2 separate regions of the Mus musculus genome follow, and region 1 is linked to region 2. Evidence: chromatin loops called from intact Hi-C (ENCODE). Cell type or tissue: left cerebral cortex. All regions are shown on one strand.

The links. Hi-C counts contacts between places; a loop is a spot of excess contacts. Peaks named below come from ENCODE experiments on the same cell type or tissue, not always from the same donor. Only the 100,000 strongest peaks of a DNase experiment are listed, where the experiment ranks them.
Region 1: it touches region 2 in a loop (2.3-fold over the local background); 4 of 42 quality-filtered maps call a loop at or near these places.

What each region holds. Positions count from the first base shown.
Region 1 is chr15:80,869,634-80,872,133 of GRCm38, reverse strand. The region is part of intron 6 of Tnrc6b (trinucleotide repeat containing 6b); the gene reads right to left. Among named protein-coding and RNA genes, the nearest start is that of Mir5113, 69 kb to the left of the region's middle. In left cerebral cortex, a CTCF peak has its summit at 1,555 (motif pointing right); no DNase peak of the experiment used is centred here.
Region 2 is chr15:80,710,529-80,713,028 of GRCm38, reverse strand. Tnrc6b (trinucleotide repeat containing 6b) reads right to left here and starts at 1,716. Exons shown (of 25, transcript NM_144812.3): 1 at 1,541-1,716. In left cerebral cortex, CTCF peaks have their summits at 1,238 and 1,497; DNase peaks (open chromatin) are centred at 1,022, 1,488, 1,894, 2,238 and 1 more place; H3K4me3 peaks cover 2,300 bases; H3K27ac peaks cover 1,845 bases.

The sequences.
Region 1 (2,500 bases), 160 kb before region 2:
GATCTGATTGGGTGCATGGGATTAATTCCATGTTCTTGTATCTGTTGAGGCCTGTTTTATGACCAATTCTATGGCCAATTTTGGAGAAAGTACCATGATGTGCTGAGCAGAAGGTATATTCTTTTGCTTTTGGATGAAATGTTCTATAAATAACTGTTAGATCCATTTGGTTCATAACTTCTGTTAATTTCACTGTGTCTCTGTTTAGTTTCTGTTTCTATGATCTGTCCATTGCTGAGAGTTGGGTGTTGAAGTCTCCCACTATTATTGTGTGAGGGTGTGATGTGTGCTTTGAGCTTTAGAAAAGTTTCTTTTATGAATGTGGATGCCCTTGCATTTGGAGCATAGATGTTCAGATTTGAGAGTTCATCTTGGTAAATTTTTCCTTTGACCAGTATGAAATGTCCTTCCTTAACTTTTTTGATAACTTTTGGTTGAAAGTTGATTTTATTCAATATTAGAATGGCTACTCCAGCTTGTTTCTTAGAACAATTTGCTTGGAAAATTGTTCTTCAACCTTTTACTCTGAGGTAGTGTCTGTCTTTGTCACCGAGGTGCATTTCCTGTACGCAGCAAAATGCTTGGTCCTGTTTACATATTCAGTCTGTTAGTCTATGTCATTTTATTGGGGAATTGAGTCCATTGATATTAAAGAGATATTAAAGATAGTTAAGAGATATTAAAGAAAAGTGATTGTTACTTCCTGTTATTTTTGTTGTCAGAGGTGGAATTATGTTTGTGTGGCTATCTTCTTTTGGGTTTGTTGAAAGCAGATACTTTCTTGCTTTTTCTAGGGTGCAGTTTCCCTCCTTGTATTGGTGTTTTCTATCTATTATCCTTTGTAGGGCTAGATCTATGGAAAGATATTGTGTAAATTTGGTTTTGTCATAGAATATCTTGTTTGTTTTTTTTTTTTGTCTATGATAATTGAGAATTTTGCTGGACATAGTAGTCTGGGTTGGCATTTTGTTCTCTTAGGGTCTGTATGACTTCTGCCCAGGATCTTCTAGCTTTCATAGTCTCTGGTGAGAAGTCTGGTATAGTTCTGATAGGTCTGCTTTTATATGTTACTTGTTCTTTTTCACTTTTTCGCTTTTAATATTCTTTCTTTGTTTTGTGCATTTGGTGTTTTGATTATTATGTAACAGGAGGAATTTCTTTACTGGTCCATTCTATTTGGAGTTCTGTAGGCTTTTTGTATGTTCATGGGCATATCTTTATTTAGGTTAGGGAAGTTTTCATCTATAATTTTGTTGAAGATATTTACTGGCCGTTTAAGTTGGAAATTTTTGCTCTCTTCTATACCTATTATCCTTAGGTTTCCTCGTCTCATTGTGTCTTGAATTTCCTGGATGTTTTGGGTTAGGGGCCTTTTGCTTTTTGTATTTTGACTATTGTGTCAATGTTTTCTATGGTATCTTTTGCACCTAAGATTCTCTTTTCTATCTCTTGTATTCTGTTGGTAATGTTTGCATCTATGACTCCTAATCTCTTTCCTAGGTTTTCTTTTTTAAAAGATTTATTTATTTATTATAATTTATTTATTTATTATATGTAAGTACACTGTAGCTGTTTTCAGACACACCAGAAGAGGGCATCAGATTTCATTATGGATGGTTGTGAGCCAGCATGTGGTTGCTGGGATTTGAACTTAAGACCTTTAGAAGAGCAGTCAGTGCTCTTAACTGCTAAGCCATCTCTCCAGCCCCTTTCCTAGATTTTCTAACTCCAGGGTTGTCTCCCTTTGTGATTTCTTTATTGTTTTTATTACCACTTTGAGATCTTGGATGGTTTTGTTCATTTCCTTTGCCTGTTTGTGTTTTCCTGTAATTCTTTAAGGGATTTTTGTTGTTGTTGTTTCCTCTTTAAGGGCTTCTAGCTGTTTACCTGTGTTCTCCTGTAGCTCTTTAAGGGAGTCATTATGTCCTTCTTAAAGTCCTCTATCACCATCATGAGAAGTGATTTTAGATCCATATCTTGTTTTTCCAGTGTGATGGTGTATCCAGGACTTGCTTTGGTGGGAGAATTGGGTTCTGATGATGCCAAGTAACCTTGGTTTCTGTTGCTTACGTTCTTGTGCTTGCCTCCCGCCATCTGATATCTCTAGTGCTACCTGCCCTTGTTATATCTGACTGAAGCCTGTCCTTCCTGTGGTTCCAGTTCAGCTGTCTCTGTGATCCTGAGATCCTGGTGTGACCAAGCTCTTGGGATCCTGTTAGTCTGTGATCCTGGGCATGTTAGAGCACCTGGGAGTGGGGCCTCCTCTGGGTGTTGTGGGACTGGCTACGGAGCTCTCACTCAGGGTCTGCTCAGGGCACTGGCCCAGACTGGAAGGTTCCTTTATCTTAATGGGACCAAACACACACGCACACACCCTTTTCATCTACATATACTTGTAAGAGGGCTAGGGATATAGTTCTGTGGTGAGCAAGAGGCTCTAGATTCAATCCCCAGTACTAGAAAACCAAAACTAAAACTAAGCAAAACCAGTTAAAACCTT
Region 2 (2,500 bases):
CCATGTAGCATGGACAGTTTATTTTGTTTTGTTTTCTTTACTCCTTTAAGTACTATCAGAAACTACATACTCAGACAATCAAGTTTAAGACAAGCCCTTAAAAACAGTGAAGAACAAGCTGAGCCTCTTTAATTCAGCATTCAGGAAAGAGGCAGGTGGTGGATCTCTGTAAGTTCCAGACCAGCCTGGTCTACAAAGCAGTTCGAGGCCAGCGGAGGCTACATGATGAGACCTTGTCTCAAAAACAAAACAAAACAAAACAAAACACACAGAGGCATGCATCCCAAGTGGGACAAACCAGTCTAATCTGTATTCTGGATACTGGTTATCCAGTATATGCCTACCTGTAGAGACTACTACTACACTGATATCCCTCCCACTTACTACATCGATACTCATGCTATACAAGTGTCTCCATGCTCTGCTCTTTAAGGAGCGTTCAAAACCCACGGCGAACACATAGTTTTAAAGTCAAGAACTGAAATCTCCCACAAGCGAAGAGAAACATTTCACAAAAGGCTAGGATGTGTGATTTTTGTACAGCTTACTGCTATGTTTAACTGTGAAGGAGGTACAAATGATGTTTTTATTCACGGAGTCTTGGTTGGTACTCTTTATTCAGAATCCAAGCAGCCCAAAGACACAGGAGAAAGCTTGAAGCTCAAAGTCTCAGACGGGTGACCTGCGTCCAAGACTAAGGATGGATGAGACGGCTGCTGTTCTTGGGTGTCGTGATAGCCACTGTAGTGAATTTCACTGGACCAGATATTTATTTAGCCATCATGGACTAACAAATCCGTTAGTTTGGAATTAAAGGGCACCTTACCAGCATTAGGTAGCAAACCCTTCCCAAGGCTCTTTCCAAATCTGTCATCCCTCCGCCCCTCGCCCCTCGTCTGTTTCCTCATCCAAAGTGAGCATCGCCTCGCCACAGCACCCCACCCCCGACCGCACGCAGCTCTCGCGGGATGCCCGTGGAACCTCGCTATCGGGGTCCAGCACATAAGCCTGCACGCCCGCCGCGCGGGGACACCGGATGCTCGCGCCCCACCGCCTGGCATTTGCAGCTCAGAGGGCCCTAGGCGACACGAAGCGCTCGGACAGCCACCGGCCCACCCGGAAGCCCTTTCCTCCGCTCACACCTGCAGGCGCGTGACGCCGGTCTGTCCCGGCCCCAATACTTGGGGACACCAAGGCCCTCGCGACCGACGTGACCGCGCGTCCCTCACACACCCCTCCCCCGCCTCACGTCTGCACATTGCGATCCCACAGCGCGCCCCGGGCAAGCGCCCCGGCCCGCCGCGGCCCACTCGGGTCGCGCGCGCTCTCTCCACCCGCCCCCCCCAACCCGCCCCTCCCGCCCGGCTCGCTCCCGTCGCGCGCGCGCGCGCGCGAGGACACGCACACGCTGCACCTCAGCGGGCCGTGCCGCGCGCCCCCGAGGGCGTCCTCAGTCGCCCACCCTGGGTCGCCCCGCTCCGCTCCGCCTGGCGGCTCCCGAGAAAGGAGCAGGCCCGCGCGGCCCACGATCCTCACTCACCGCTGAGCCGCGCCGGCTCCGAGTGCGCGGCGTTCCGCTGTGGAGCCCAGCGGTGACCGCGGTCTCCGCTCCTCCGCAAGCTGTGGAGGCGTCGTCGCGGGGAGGCTGAGAGGCGAGGGGGGTCACGGTCGCTCGCTTCACCTTGCCGAAGCTCGGGGACCCCAGAAACTAAAAACAAAATAAACAAACTTTCCCCTCCGCCTCCCTCCCCCAAAACCACAACACAAACACTCTGGCGCCCGCCCACAGCCCCACTCCATTGGCCGCAGGCAGGATGCCTCTAGCTTTCACTGGTTAGCTTTCGTGCCCGTCAAGCCGCTGGTCCTCCTCCCTTAAGTCCTCGCCGCTGCCGTCTCCCCTCATTGGCTAAGTGCTTCCCGTTTGCCGAGCTGGGATTGGCTGAGCGGCCTGCGCCAATCATGAGGGGACACACCCCCTCAGCATCCCAGAGGCCGCTTCCTCGGTCGCGGACCCAGAGAGACGAAGGGGAAACTAGAGCATGATGGCGGCCGAGATCACCTAGCGCAGTCATCTCTTCCCCCTTTTTTAGCTCACTAATGCCTCTCTCAGGGGCTGTTTCCCCCAAGCTCCTTTCACCATTCGAGACTGCACTAATAACGGAATCTATACGTGCAGGCTCCTTGATTTATCCCCTCCGAATTGCTGAGTGTGGGTTGGTTGTGCGTCATTGGACTGTCAGGGTGTCGCTCCCAAGTCACATCCTTAAGCTATTGGTGGATCAGCCAGAAAGCGGCCAACAACAAGGGCCCATGCCATTGGTTTGATTCCACTGTTTCCCCCACCCCCCTACCCCGGCCTCTTATTGGGCACTTCCGTGTTGTCCGTCAGATCCGGATTCTCCACACTACGTTTTGGCTGAGGAGCGGGGCATCTTTAGTCATTGAAAGTTGACAGTGATAACTACTATCATTTATTGTATTTTATTCCAAATACGGTCCC